Linked DNA regions of Homo sapiens: region 2 is linked to region 1. The links are chromatin loops, found by intact Hi-C in ENCODE. Cell type or tissue: psoas muscle. All regions are shown on one strand.

Region 1 (8,000 bases):
ACAACAGTCTTACAATGAATTTGATAGCAAATTGCTTTTTAAAATATCTTTCATTGCAGGCTAGAGTGAGCTGTGATCATGCCACCGCACTCCATCCTGGGCAATGGGAGTGAGACCCCATCTGAAAAACAAAAACAAAAACAAAAAAAAATGAAAAAAAAAAACAAAGGCCCTCAATAGGGCCCTTCTTTGTTCCCGTAATGCCTTATCCTTCCTTCTATCAGGCTCTGCATTGTAGTTCTTATATATCTGTATTCTGTCAGACTGAGAGCTTTTTGAGGACAGGTAGCATACCTTGACTATCCCTGATATCCCTTGTGCCTCAATTCCCTTATCTATAAAATGGAGACGATAATGGCACTTACTGCCTTGGGTTGTTAAGATGAGTAAATGAGTTAATGTGGGAAAAATGCTTGGGACAGTACCTAGTGCATGGTGATGACACAGTAAGTATTAGAATTATTTTATCTTCAGCAAATACAATGTCTGGCATCAGGCATTCAATCAATAGGTACTAGATGAATGCATACATAGATCAATGCATAAGCCTATGATGGAAGCTGGTGAACTCTCTTTTCCTAGAGAGCACTTAAACTATGGAAGAAAACCATTAGTGACCATTACTGTTAATTTGTTTTTTGTCTTTTGCTTTTTTTTTTGAGATGGAATGTCTCACTCTGTCACCCACGCTGGAGTGCAGTGATGTGATCTCGGCTCCCTGCAACCTCTGCCTCCCGGGTTCAAGAGATTCTCCTGCCTCAGCCTCCCGAGTAGCTGGGATTACAGGTATGTACCACCACGCCCAGCTAATTTTTGTATTTTTAGTAGAGATTGGGTTTCGCCATGTTGACCAGGCTGGTCTCAAACTCCTGACCTCAAGTGATCCGCCCCCTTCGGCCTCCCAAATGCTGGGATTACAGGCATGAGCCACTATGCCTGGCCCCCATTAGCGTTAATTTGCTTAACCCCCTTAAGCCTTTACTCAAAGATAACTTTTCGGTGAGGCTTTCTCCAACCCCAGTACCTCAAAACATTTCCTATATCTCCTTCCCTGCTTTATATTTTGCCTTGGCCCTTGACCCTATCTAAGATACTACAAGTTTAATTATTTATCATGTTTATTCCTGCCTTTCCAATTAAAATGTAAGCTTCCAAAAGCCAGGGATTTTGTTTGTTTCTGGAGAAAGACCTGGTAAATAGTAGATTATCAATAAAATTGATTGAATTGAATGCATAATCATATGGAAACAGGGCAGGGCAGTGCAGGGACTAGGATAGGGCAAGCTCTCAGGGTAGTGTGCTGAGCCTACATTTGCATGGTCTCAGAGTAAATGCCTCCTTAAAATTTGCAGCCGAGGCACCTCCTTGCTCACCCCAGTCCCAGCCCTGAAGCAGGGAATAGACCAGATCACCTAGTGAGATCTGTCTACTCCCAGGCAGTGGCATGCTGGTAGATGTTTATCAACCAGCTCTTTTAGGTTGGTAAGGTGGGGGAAGCCTTGATTTGTAATGTTTGCCAATATTCCCATCATGGCCAATTTCAAGCTATCAACAGAATGTTTATGAACAGAGTTGGGAAGAGATGTGCCCAGTGGGCTCTTGTGAGCTGGTACAAGTTGGCTCTAGCGCACCACTGAACAGGATTCTTTTTTTAAAAAAAAATAATTACCTTGTTTTTATTAATCTTTCTTAAATGTGTATATAGCTCACATTTATTTCAGGGTTTACCACTAGAAGTGTTTTGGTCTTTATTTAGAAGTTTGGCAATGTTTTGTGACCACAAATATGCTATAGAAACTTAAGTTGGTTTCATTATACATTGTTTCACATAAAGTTTCCAAGAACCTATCGAGGCTGTTAGTGAGGACTTACTGTACATCTTGACATGGGAGAATTGGGCATTAGGCATGAGCATGTGCCACTGCAGCAGGTGGTGGGCCGCTTAGGAGTCTGGATTACCAATTTCATCTGAACTCTTGGGCAGTCTTGAACTTTTGCTAAATGCAACCAGGGCCAGCATAAAAAACAAAAACTGCAAAGAGGAATTAAGAATAATGAGGGGATTAGCATTACCCATTTTCACCACTAAAATATATCCCAGAAGCGCATTATTCTGAATGGAGGGCAAGTAGTATCACTTTCAGGTTATGAGGGATAACAGAAAGGAAACTTCTGTTTTCCAAGGACTATGTGCCAATCCCTCTGCCAAGCACATACTCCTATAAAGTAGGTACTTCTACAATCCCCATTTTAAACAGATGAGGAAACTGAAGCCTAAATACAATAGATAATTTGCCCAAGATCACACATGCAGCAATGGCAAACCAGGATTCAAGTGGAAGCATATTTGATTCCAAGGCCCATGTACTTTTTCTTACATAGCATCATACTGTGCTATGGCATGAATATGGTGACATCTCCACAGGTATGGATTGAGAAACTTCTGTAGGCCCAGACATGTGTCACAGGCTGTATTTCATGAATTCCCTTCTCTGCATCTGGCCAAACCTGCACTTGTTCCAGAAGACAGGGGAAGTGGCTGTCTTATTCACCTCTCTATGCTCAGTGACCAGCATGGTGCCTGGTGGACAGAAGGCATTCAATAAATAGTTGTTTGAAGATGAAAGGAATAAAAAAAGAAATGAAGTAAATTGGAAAAAGGAAAGAATTTTTGTCCCATGGATATTGTTTGTGTTTATGGATCACTCAAGAAGACTTTAGACACAAAATTTGCATAGATACTCCTAAGCAAATTATTTCCAACTTCCATTAATTAATTGCCAGCAGTGGATTCCTTTTTATTTGTTATGCCAGAGATCATGAAAGCATGGAATCTGGGATAGATTCTGGAATTATCTTCACTGTAGATTGGCTTTCCTAACTGTTGTGTGCTTTGGCCGTGAGTCCCATCAGTCGGTACTCTCTGTGCCCATTCCAGTGTGCGTAAATGACTGGCAGCATTCAGGGATAACTTGAGTGTCAGAAGAAAAGGGCTCAGGCTTCAAAATCTCCATGGCTAATCTGTAAAGTAGGCAATCCTTCCGCAGATAATTGAACAGTGACTAGATTTAGTTACTGGCTAAATCTCAGGGGTCTTCCACTCAGTACCCTTACCCAGATATATTTCGTGAGATTTTCAAAAACAGATACAGACATGGTCTCTGGTTGTAAATTTCCCTCCTCTCTCTCTTTTCTGCTCATGAACATAACCAGTGCCAGGCCAAAGGTTGCCCAAGCTTAAATATTCTGGGCTGATTCAATGCCTGGGGATGTATGTTCTGATGCCTTCTACAGAGGTGGCCTGCTGAATGCATTTCGGAGATGCGTTTTGCTTGGAATGCTTAATATTTGGACATTATTTTTCAGTTAATTGACAGCATAAAAAAGCAAAGGAGATTCTGCATCAGTTCTTTTGATTTCTCTTGAAAACTTGGAGGCTCTAGGCATGCAGACTGACACACAGCAACATTGGGCTGGAGCTGAGTAGTGGCTGCCCTGTTCGAACAGAATGTGCATTCACTCCCTGATTCACCTCTGCCGCACCATCTACTCTTATCTGCCCAGCAGTAAGGCAGGCTGTCAGTTGCAGTTTGTTATCTCCCTTTGTGCAGCTATTTCATAATTTGGATGGGCATATGCTCTGTAGTTTGCCACAGAGAGAAGCCCACCACACCCACTAGACTGATTTCAGTTGCCTACCTGGCTCCTGTAATCACTATGTCTGTGTTTGAGCCTCTCATCCCTACTCTAAGGGGACAAAGCTGGTCTTAGGCATAGGCAGAGCTCGTAGCTGCCAGCACAGATCGGTAGGAAAAGTTGCCAACAGAAAGCCCGCATGCCTCAAAAATAGCTCCCTGGCCTGGTAACCTGCCTGCCTGAAATTCACACTATCAGTCACTTCTTGGGTTAAAGAGCTTAGTCTTCCCCTTCTCAAAGTGAAAACATATTACTTTGGAGAGGCAAACCATTATCCTGTGATGCTAGTTCCTGGGAACATGAGGGGAAAGGGTCTACTTTAGCAGCATCTCAAAAAGCATTGGGACTGCTGACACTGGCTCAGGTTACTTCTCTAGTCTCCAGCAAAGGAGAGAGGCAGAGAACAAGTAAGGACACAGGACAAGTAAGTTTGCTGAGGGGAAGCCACAGAGAAGGGCTCAGAGCCTGACAGCACACCCAGGAAGGGCAAGGCCTGGTGGCCAGCACTGGGGTCCTGTGGATAGGTGAGGGATAGAAGGCATTGCTCCAAAGGAGAGAGAAGTACAGAAGAGCATCAGCCTTTTGTGGCCAGTGGGCCCTTCAGAGAAAGAATGAATTTGTTCTTTAGAAAGGATTGCTTGGTTGGGTATAACTCACAGGTGGTGTGAAGGCCGGAACTCTATAAACAGATCCTCCTGCAGTTACCAGAGGCTATTTTTGCTCCTCGCAACATCATGTGCCGGGCAGACAGTGGCCCTGTTGGAATGCACAGAGAGCAAAGCAACACTGCAATTGGTAGCTCCCCAGGGAGAGGGCTTTTTTATTTTAATTTTTTCCATTTCCAGCACACTCTACACTGGTGCTTCACCATTCCCACCCCAGAAACCTAGCATTTATTAGCTACAACCCCTCCCCAGCAGCCTGGGGCCCTAAGTGTTCCATGTAAACCTCAGGCAAGCAAGACTCTCCCAACACCAGGGAACCGCCAAAACTAGCTTATCCACTGTTCCCAGCCCTGCTTCTCCAGACACCAGATGGATTCCAGGACTCTCCTGGTTCCTTTGCTTCCACTGCTCACAGGACATCCCACATGGCAAGAGGGGAGGCAGAGGAGAAAATGAGGGAAGTTTACTGGGCACAGTAGCTCACTTTTCTGTAATCCTAGCACTCTGGGAGGCCAAGATGGGAGGATTGCTTGAGCTCAGGAGTTCAAGGCCAGCCTGGGCAGTATGGTGAAACCCCCATCTCTACAAAAAATACAAAAAATTAGCTGGGCATGGTGGCACACACCTTTAGTCCTAGCTACTTAGAAGGCTGAGGTTAAAGGATCACCTAAGCTGGGGGAGGTTGAGGCTACAGTGAGCCATGATCACACCACTGCACTCTATCTGGGAGACACAGTGAGACCCTGTCTCAAAAATAAAATAGAAATAAAAATAAAAGAAAATGAGGGAAGTAGAGGCAGGTGATAGGAGGGATCATGAAAGGCAGGGGAAGGACTTTGTCTACCTTCATATTTTACTCTGACTCTTCCCCCTCTTACTGACTTCCAGCACAGGCTGTGTCCCCTGTGCCTCTCCAAGAGCTTCCCAACCTCCATTTGCACACCATTGTTCAGGGGCCTAGCTCTTTCCTCCAAGTTGCCTCCTACTACCTAGACACAGGCTGCATCATGCTGATTTACAGATTAGTCAGATGAAGACTCAACACCCACCTCCCCTCAGCCTTGGCAGCTTGCGTTGCCATGAGAGTGACAAGAAGGGTGGAAATACTTATTATCTACTTTATTTTATATTGAAGCCAATCCTCCCAGGGCCTACACTATTCCTCTCCAGCAGAGGTAGGAACTTGGAGAGACTGCATGAACTTTTCAGGCCGCTAGGAGTATTTGGAAGGTAATAATTTACTAAAGTCAGCCCTTGATTCCTCCCGTGACTTATCCACTTTGCGGATTATCTGTGGGTAATGCTTTTCTCTAAGCTGGCCTCCCCTGCCTTCCAGTGAGTTTCTGAGCTGTCTTTTTTCCCTGCTCCCACGACACCCTGTGGATATGTGCTTGAAGAATGCACACTTGAACATTTGCCTACGCAAAATGGAAATACAGAGGAAAATTGGGTGGAGGTGGGGCAATCCTCTAGTTCTTTCCTATGTCAGCCAGAAGTGATTTGGGGTGTTTAATTAAATCTGAAACTTCTGAGTGCATAGTATGCACAAAGGTGCTAGGGTTGGTATCTGGGGAGGCAATAATTTTATTTTTTCTACTTGGTTCCTTTTTGTTCCTTGGGAGTCCCAGGGATAGAAGAGAGTAAATGTGAATGAAATGAAAATGTGATTGACCCAAAATGCAAATTATACATCATCATCATCATCACAATGATACCTAACACTCACATAGCACTTATTATATACCAGGCAGAGTTCACAGGGCTTTATATGCATGAACTTGCTTAATCATCACCACTCTGATTCGAGATAATATTAACCCTGTTTTAAAGGCAATGAAAACGAAATACAGAGAGATCTAGTGACTTGCCTAAGATCATGCAACTGGTACCCAGGTAACATTCATCCAGGGTTCACAGCCTTGATACTATTCTAAACTATTTCTCACTACACACATTCTGTTGTTTCATTTTTCCATTGTTACAGAACTACCCCCAAACTTAATAAGTTAAAGCTGCAACCATTTTATTTGTTCATGATTCTGTGAGTCAGAAATCTCATCACAGTCTGAATGGTTTGTCTGTGATGTCCGGAGCCTCAGCTGGGATGGCTCAGACAGTTGGGGCATGATCAAGATGGCTTGACTGGGGGTCTCTGTCTGAAACCTCAGTTCTCACTGTCTACTGAGTTCCTAGATTGTCTTCCACATGGCCTTTTTGTAATGGCTGGTTTGGGCTTCCTCACATCATGGTGGCCTCAGAGTAGTCAGACTTCTTCTCTGGTAGCTGGCTATCTCTGAGAGAAAGAGGAAGCCTCCAGGCCTTTTAAAATCTGGGCCTGGAACTGGCACAGCATTACTTCAGCCATATTCCACTCGGCACAGTAAGACATGAGACCAGATCAAATGCAAGAGGAGAAAAATAGATTTCACTCCTTGATGAATGGAGTGACATGCACACATATATACTGAAACAAGTTATTAATGGTGGCCATCTTTGGAGACTATCACACTATTTATATATAGAACATACATACCATTTATATTATATTATATTATAAGTTAATATATTACTTCATATGTATGTGTGTGTGTATATAGATGTACACATACATATGAAGTGTATATAGATACACACACACGTTGATTTTTTTAATGTTGAAAATTGCAACTACATTGACCAACACCCTGCAACCACTGACCCCACTTAAAGATACTCAGTGAATTTTAAAATCCATTCCCAGGTCTGGATCCTGCTAAGTGTTTCAATGCCCCCTCCAGTATCTCAGCCAGGTCTCCTAGACCCCAATAACTTAGAAGACTATGATTCTAGGGTTGACACTGGCTGGGCCCTACATGCATGGAATTGCTTCTTTCTTCTGAGACTGTAACCAGGGGGTCCTCAAAAACAAAATTCTATCCCAAAGCAGTATCCCACTGGGGCTCAACCAGGGAACCCCAGACAGCTTGGCAGGTCCCATTGCCTTCAGCCATTGAAGACTGCAGCTGTGTGGTGGCAAGGGAGGAGAGTAGACCGAAGGACCTGAGGAAACCTGAATGGTAGTCTTGATTCAGCTTCTCTGCATGTGAATGGGAGGACATGAGAAGGAGGCACAACAGACATTTGGTCCTGAGTTATCATGTCACCTCACTGCCTGTAGACCTCAAATGGGCATGAAAAAGGAGTGTTTGGTTATTTCCCCTCCCCCAGAGATGCTTTCATTATCTCCTCTTTACCCCTCCTCATAAATGGCAGGGCCTTTGGCATAATGGCCATACTCCACTGCCATGCCCCGCCTCTTCTCACCTAAGCTAAGTCAGTTCCCTGTTATAGCCACTGATAGGTCATTCACTCATTCATTTTTTTCAATGTTTATTAAGGGCTACTATGTGTAAGGCACTGTTCTAGGCAATCGGGATACAACAGTGAACAAATTGGACCAAAATACCTGCCCTTAGGGAGCTTACATTCTATAAAAAGGAAATACACAATAAACAAAATCTGCAAAATACACAGTACATTAGGTGGTAAATGCTATGGAGAAAAATAAAACAGTAAGAAGGGTAGAGGAACTGGGGTGGTTAGGGGATTACAATTTTAACTAGTGTGGACAGGGAAGTCCTCTCTGAGAAAGTGACATCT
Region 2 (8,000 bases), 65 kb after region 1:
TGATCTCTTTCCCTTAGAAGCTCCACACTAAGTCCTATATATAAAGATCTAGGCTAGGTGCAGTGGCTTGCACCTGTAATCTCAGCACTCTGGGAAGCTGAGGCAGGAGGATTGCTTAAGCCCAGGAGTTTGAGGTCAGCCTGGACAACATAATGAGACCCTGTCTTGACAAAAAAAAAAAAAAAAAAAAAAATTAGCTGAATGGATGTGGTGGTGCTCCCTTGTAGTACCAGCTACTTGGAAGGCTGAGGGAGGAGGATGGCTTGAGCCCAGAAGGTTGAAGCTGCAGTGAGACATGATCGCACCCCTGCACTCCAGCCCAGGTCACAGAGTGAGACCTTGTCTCAAAAAACAAACAAACAAAACAGATCTAGCCTGGGCAACAAAATGAGACTCCATCTCTACAAAAAAGAAAAAAATAAAATACAAAAGTCTAGCGCTATTATAAAAAATTACCCATTCCAAAGGAGAAAACAGAAAGCTTCTCTCTGAGTCTCATGTAGCCACTGCAGCTCATTATTCACCTGCCTTAATGACAAATTGTATCTTTGTCTACATAGAGTTCCTGCAAACACTTCTAAGCCAGAGTAAAGAAAATATCAAATATAGACAGGAATGGAATCTATAATTGTACTGTGGACTGATAGCATATCACGAGCTGTGTGGGTCACAGGCACACCATGCTGTGTATCCCTCACAGGGGAAGGAGGGCATCTGGGGATGAAATCTGGAGGAAAGAACAGATGGAGGGTTGATGAAGAGAAGAGATGGAGGAAGGCAGCAGGAAGTGGCCCTGAAGTTAAGGCTCTGCCACAAAGAATAGCACAAACTGGGGGAGGCTCTGGAAAGTGGCTTGGATGCATGGAGATAAACTAAGAATCTGAGTATAAAATGTTCATTTTTGGAACCCCTGGTGTATATATGTAATTAGCATGCTAAGGGCCAATCTGAGGGCAAAATAGGGCCTCCTGTCTCTTATTCTTCTGTTCTTTTTGCCTCTGTTTCCTTAGAAACAAATCCATCAATATCTGAGAACCCCATCCAAGAGAGAACCGCTTTGAAGATATTCAATTCCCAAGTGTTTTGAAGGCAGATGCCAGCTATGCCAAATGAGTCCTTGAAAGACCTAAATCATTTCCTGATTTAAAGCAGTACGTAAAAAGCCTACCCATCTTTCATGGTAGGATGAGGTATAATCAAGTGCTCAGATGATTCAAATCTTGTGACAATGAGACTGAGGTTCTGGGCTCAAACCCCCTGTGGCCTGTTTGATTCTCTCCTCCCCAGTTCCAAGCAGTAGAGACTGTGCTCCTGTCCACAAATTGGTCCTCCTGACCTAGATGGTTATCATGCAAGAACAAGCCACAGATCATATGAGATTCCGGGCAAGGGTCACAGTCATATAGGGCTTAGTTGGTCAGGCGCTGCATTTAGACAGATCTGTGTTGAAAATTTGTCCTTCTACTCATTACTAGGGGCACCTTAATCGAATTACCCTCTAAGCCTCAGTTTCCACCCCCCATGGTTAAGATAATTTAGCACATAACTACTCAATCCATCATACCCGTTACTATTCTTATCATTGTTAATAATGGGTACAGATTGAGATCTAAGTGTAAATTTGGAAGCTGATCGCTACTGCCATGCTCCCCTCAAGAATTCTCAGAATGGTGGCACATGCCCATAGTCCCAACTACTCGGGAGGCTGAGGTGGGAGTATTGCTTGAGCCTAGCAGTCTGAGACCAGCCTGGGCAACATAGCAAGACCCCCTTTCTATTTTTAAAATTCTCAGAAGCGATGCAAATTCACCTGACCCAGGGACAACCTTTAATGCACCTCAAGAGGGGATGTGATTATCAATACTACTTAGTCATCTCAAGTCAGATGAAATCTATCTCCTTTCCCCAGCTGACTGCACCACTGGAACAAAGATCAAAGCTCTTGGCCTGTCGATGAGGTTGATAGCTTTATCTTCACATGTAACATGGAAGAGATAGTACCAGGTTAGGGTAGGGGACTTGTCTAAATCTAGAATGGATGTGGCCAATAGCTCTCAGAATTTTCCAGGGGTTCCCCAGCTAGCTTTCCAAAACTGCTTTCAGCATATTGATTCCTGACAGCATTGCACTTCAAGAAAAGAGCAACTACAAACTGCCAGCTTGCCCGCATCTCAAAATCAATCACACATGTAGCAGATGCTTGGGTTTCTCTCTTTCTTTTCCTCTTCCTCCCCTGCAGGAAAGTGTGTGGTTTCTAATAACACTCCTGCTATGTTGTGGCAGGACAGGATGTCAGTTGCACCTGAGGCTACAGAAGTAAAAGGGTATTCAACAGAAAATTGGCCTACTTAACCCACTTGGGGTAGATTTGATTTCTGCCTTAGTATTAAAACATGAATATCTGTAATTGAAAATGGGCATATCCCTAAAGCAAACAATTACTGAGTGACTTACTTGCCAGACAGGGTACTAGCTAGTCTCCACACAAAGCACTTCACTGATTTTCACAACCACCCTCCAAGGTGGATACATGAAAGAACATATCACATATGAGGAAAAAGGCTCTGAGAGGTGAAGTCACTTGCCTCGGATTACAAGAGTTTATCATTGGCAAGGATTTGAACCTGCACCTCTCTGATTTCAGATCCAATCTGTTCATTTACTTTGTTATTCAAATATTGATTCATGAAATAAACTTGATATTTACTTTATGTAAATTTCACCCTCAGGGACTTAAAATATTTCTTGCAACATCCAACTTCTGCAAAAACAAGGGATTTGCATTTATGCATCCTAATGCTTGAAATATATGTTGTCTGTGAAATTTTAGCTATAAAATACCTGTTTGTACATATTACCTAGCAGACAGTGGCACTCAATACATGTTTATTAAAACAACAACAACAACAACAAGGGAATGTGAAGAAATGCAGGCATTGGAAATGAGTCTTCCTCAGGAAGATGCTGGGTCTTCTATCTTCCATGCATCTGTGACTAGCTTAGCCTGGAATGAATAGGTTTATGTCTCGATTCAGTGGAGCAATTCCTTCATTACTGTATCATGGCCTAGACAGAAAGGAGGAAAAATGAGCAAGGAATCCAAGATTCTAAAGCACAGCCTGAATTTGTAAGGCCAGTTTTTCACATCAACATTCCCAGTTGAAAGGAATATTAAAGCTAGAAAGGGCAAGGCACGGTGGCTCACACTTGTAATCCCAGCACTTTGGGAGGCCAGGCAGGAGGATTGCGTGAGGCCAGGAGTTTGAGACCTGGAGTATGCAAAGCCTGGTCAATATGGTGAGACCCTGTCTCTTCTTATTAAAGAAAATATAAACAAAGAAAAAATATAATAAAGCTGGAAGGGGACTTAGAGGTGAGTGACTGAAATCCTTTCATATTCTAAAAGACAAAACTGAGGCCCAAAGAGTGACTTGCTCAAGCTAGTCAAATCCAACCCAGGTGTTCTGGTCACCATTTCCCTCATGTACTTTCAACTACATGATACTGCCACCCAGCCAAGTTTTTCCAGGCTGTGTCAAGGGCAAGGCCAGCAGCCTGAGTCCTGAAGAGTTCTCTGGCTTGCCCAGTATGCCACGGCAAGTTTTTGGCTCTGCCTGAGACCATGACATTTAACCACAGACCTTTCTTGGAACCCCTGGAATAAAGACTGCAGCCTGACTCCTTCATGATTTAAATAGCCAAATAATGCCAAGTTGAGTTTTTTATGATAAGGTAAGTGGCAGTTTAGGATTACAAGTCAAGAAAACATTTATCCGATGATAGTCAATTAATAGAATTAAGGGAAGGTTTAAATTTGGAAGCCTGAGGAGTAATTTGTTAGTCTTGAACTTTGTTTCAACTTGGCTTGGGCTTTCTAGATTATAAGTAAATGTTTAATAATGTCAATATCTGTTTAAATGTTTAATAATGTCAATATCTTTAAAAAAAGACTTTTTTGTGCTGTCACTCAAGTTTTTTTCTTACTATGTACTTGATTGTACATATATGTACACATATACACATATGTGTGTGTGTGTGTGTATATATATATATATATGGCTTCCCTGTGAAAGCATGCTTTTCTCATTACTGTCTTATTAAGATTTAATGATAGCAATCACCTTTTGAGTTGATATATCGGCAATATTGCAAAGAGCACTCATGTATACAATATTATTTGTCCTGGGGATATCCTTGTGAAGCAAGGAGAGTTTGGGATGTGTATTTTTCTGCCAAATATGAGGAAAACGAAGCAGGAAGTGGGTTAGACAGCAAGTCAAGGACCCAAGGTTAGAACTTAGTTTGTTTCTCCTAGCACAGTGTTTTTTTAACCATTAGGTCAGGTCTCTTATCAAGTGATACAGTGGGGAGCAAGTGAAAATTGCTGATAGAGGGATCAAGTAGGTTAGAAGTTGGAGATCCAAACAATGAAGTAAACTGTCAAACAAAACTAATCCACCAGATACTAGGGAACCATATGGAAAAGTTAGCTTGATATCTAGAGACTATGGGAGACTTACAAATAAAGTTCAAATGTTGAAGGACAGAGTTATAGAAAGGAAATACAATTAAACCAAGAAATAAAAGGCAGGGATGGTGATTCTCTACCCATCAAAGCTTGATTAAAGAATTCTGCACAGTGGGGGAACTCAAGTTATTGTTGCCTCATGCTGGAGACTCTGAATGGAGAGAGACAGTAAAGCTGCATCTATATGACTAGACTCATCTAAAATGGTTGTATGGTTTCTATTATGGGGAGAAGAGCTAGCATGTAGCAATGGACTTAGAAAAATTCAGAAATTTGGAATTGCCCTTAAAAATAAAATAGCTGGCAGGCTGGGCGCAGTGGCTCATGCCTGTAATCCCAGTACTTTCGGAGGCTGAGGTGGGCAGATCACCAGGTCAGGAGATCGAGACTATCCTGGCCAACATGGTGAAACCTCATCTCTACTAAAAATACAAAAATTAGCCAGGGCTGGTGGCAGGCTCCTGTAATCCCAGCTACTTGGTAGGCTGGGACAGGAGAATCACTTGAACGCAGGAGGCAGAGGTTGCAATGAGCCAGGATCAAACCACTGCACTGCAGCCTGGGCGACAGTGTGAGACTCCATCTCAAAAAATGAATAAATAAATAAAATAAATTAAATTAAATTAAATTTAAAAATAAAATAGCAAGGAAAAGGAGAGCAGCTGTGTCCAGTTTGTGTTATTTTGGGGTCAGCCATGGCATTCTGGGCTCAGTTCTGATGGGGAGTACAGGGGAGTATGAGGACTTTACTGAACTTTCACAAAGTAGGGTTGCACCAGGAGTGCCCTCCCCGCCACTCACACCCCTCACCTGCCAAGTATTAATCATGTTCTTTGGGATCATTCTGAAACTGGGAGGATCAGAATGCTTCCCATGCTCCTGGAGTCTAGAGGCTGAACTTACTGCAGCACACACTTTCCTCTTATTCCAGGAAGCTGGGTTCTGTTGCTTCCCAGATTGTGTGAGGTTGATGTATTCCAAGTGTCTTGAACAATTCTGTAGACATACGCTATGGGGACCCCATTGTTAATATCAGCTGTGGGATCACCACTGGAGTTATGGTGCCAGGGGTGGAGAAGGGCTTCTTGGCAACAGCGGTTCCCAGCTCTGCAATTAAAGACCTGAGCTTTGTCCTGAGTCTGATTGGTTTAGCATCTTCTACATTCTTAGCATTCATTTCCTGACATAAGAAGTGATCTGATGAGCCTCACAGACAGAATGCTGAGCAAAATAAGCCAGACACAATGAATTAAATGCTGCACAATTCCATTTATATGGCATTCAAGAGTAAGCAAAGTGAATCTATGGTGATAAAAATCAGAACAATGGTTACCTCTGGGGGTAGGGATTGACAGGGAGGTGGGCATGAAGATCTGGGTGGTGATTACAGTGGTGTATACATTTGTCAAACTCATGGAGCTGTACACTTAAAACTAATAATGCATCTTAGTGTATGTAAATTAAACCTCAAGAAAAAAGAGAAATAAATTAGGCCAAGCACAGTGGCTCACACCTGTAATCCCAGCACTGTGGGAGGCCAAGGCAAGTGGGTGTGAGCTCAGGAGTTCAAGACCAGCCTGGGCAACATGGTGAAACCCCATCTCTATTAAAAAAAAAAGTACAAAAATTAGCTGGGCTTGGTGGCACAAGCCTGTAGTCCCAGCTACTTGGGAGGATGGCTTGAGCCAGGAAGGTGGAGGTTGCAGTGAGCTGAGATTGCCTGGGAGACAGACCCAGACCCTGTCTGATAAATAAATAAATAAGTAAATAAATAAAAAAGAAAGAAAGAAAGAAATTGAAAGCAGTGATGTCTTAATGGACAGTCAGCTCATCTACCAAGAGCAGTATTGTGTATGGGTTCGGGTTACTGGCTTTGGAGCTAGCAGATCTGGGATAAAATCCCAGCTTTGGCACATACAAGCAGTATGACTTAAGCATACATTTTCACATCCATAAAATGGGGATTAAAACAATAGTACCTATTGTTCCAGGCTGTTTGTCATAAGGCTTAAATGAGATACTGTATGCAAAGCACTCAACCATTTAATGGTGTTTGCTCACCCTTAGTTAGATTTTCTTGCTTTATTGACTAGACCCATGGTAGTTCCCAATCTTAGTTTAAAAAAAAATATCCATACTGGCTGGGCGTGGTGGCTCATGCCTGTAATCCCAACACTTTGGGAGGCTGAGGCGGGCAGATCACCTGAGGTTAGGAGTTCAAGACCAGCCTAACATGGTGAAACCCCTTCTCTACTAGAAAATACAAAAATCAGCCGGGTGTAGTGGTGGGTGCCTGTAATCCCAGCTACTCAGGAGGCTGAGGCAGGAGAATCGCTTGAACCCAGGAGGTGGAGGTTGCAGTGAGCCAAGATCATGCCACTGCACTCCAGCCTGGGTGACAGAGCGAGACTCTGTCTCAAAAAAAAAAAAAAAAATTCATACTAAGGGTCTACTACCAAAGCTTCTGATTGTATTGGTCTGGAGTGGGGCCCCCAAAATCAGTATTTTTAAAAAACTGGCCAAATGACTCTAAAACAGCAGTCCCCAACGTTTTTGGCACCAGGGACTGGTTTTGTGGAAGACAATTTTTCCAAGGACTGGTTGTGGGGGAGCAGGGTTAGGGGGCGTGGTTTCAGTATGTTTCAAGAGGGTTACATTTATTGTGCACTTTATTTCTATTATTATTACACTGTAATAGATAATGAAACAGTTTATACAACTCACCATAATATAGAATCAGTGAGAGCCCTGAGCTTGTTTTCCTGCAACTGGATGGTCCCATCTGGAGGTGATGGGAGACAGTGACAGATCATCAGGCATTAGATTCTCATAAGGAGTGCGCAACCTAGATCCATCACATGCACAGTTCACAGTAGGGTTCATGCTCCTATGAGAATCTAATGCTGCCACTGATTTGACAGGAGGCGGATCTCAGGCAGTAATGTGAGTGATGGGGAGCTACTGTAAATACAGAAGAAGTTTCGCTTGCTTGCCCACCACTCATCTCCTGCTGTGCTGCCCAGTTCCTAACAGGCCACAGACTGGTATGGGTGTGTAGTCCAGGGGTTTGAGACCCCTGCTCTAAAGTGCTGGAGCCAGAGCTAACATCCAGTAGGTTAGATTTATTACATCCCCAATCAAACGTTGCCTCTTCCTCTATGAACATGTTCCTGGCAATTCCTGCTCCTGGTGTTTTCCCTCTTTTCTGAACTTTTTTTTTTTAATTGAGGCATTACTGACATACAGTAAAACGTACAACTCTAAAGTGTGCACGCTATGTAGGTTTACATATGTATACATCCATGTAACGTCACCCAGATCAAGACACAGAGCATTGCTGGCATTCCAGGAGGCTTCCTTCTTTTCCCTTCCCGTCAGTGTCTCTAGGGTATCTGCCATGCTGACCTTTCTCCCCATAGATGGCTTTACTTGGTGTTGAACTATGCCTGAATTCTTCTCACTCTCCTTGTTG

The links. A loop is a pair of places that touch in the nucleus more often than their neighbours do. Peaks named below come from ENCODE experiments on the same cell type or tissue, not always from the same donor. Only the 100,000 strongest peaks of a DNase experiment are listed, where the experiment ranks them.
Region 2: a loop joins it to region 1, with 2.6 times the contacts of the local background. A loop is called at or near these places in 26 of 110 quality-filtered maps.

The regions. Positions count from the first base shown.
Region 1 is chrX:109,923,384-109,931,383 of GRCh38, forward strand. No RefSeq gene overlaps it. Among named protein-coding and RNA genes, the nearest start is that of TMEM164, 76 kb to the right of the region's middle. In psoas muscle, no CTCF peak of the experiment used is centred here; a DNase peak (open chromatin) is centred at 4,443; H3K27ac peaks cover 3,407 bases.
Region 2 is chrX:109,988,849-109,996,848 of GRCh38, forward strand. No RefSeq gene overlaps it. Among named protein-coding and RNA genes, the nearest start is that of TMEM164, 10 kb to the right of the region's middle. In psoas muscle, no CTCF peak of the experiment used is centred here; no DNase peak of the experiment used is centred here; H3K27ac peaks cover 782 bases; H3K27me3 peaks cover 1,358 bases.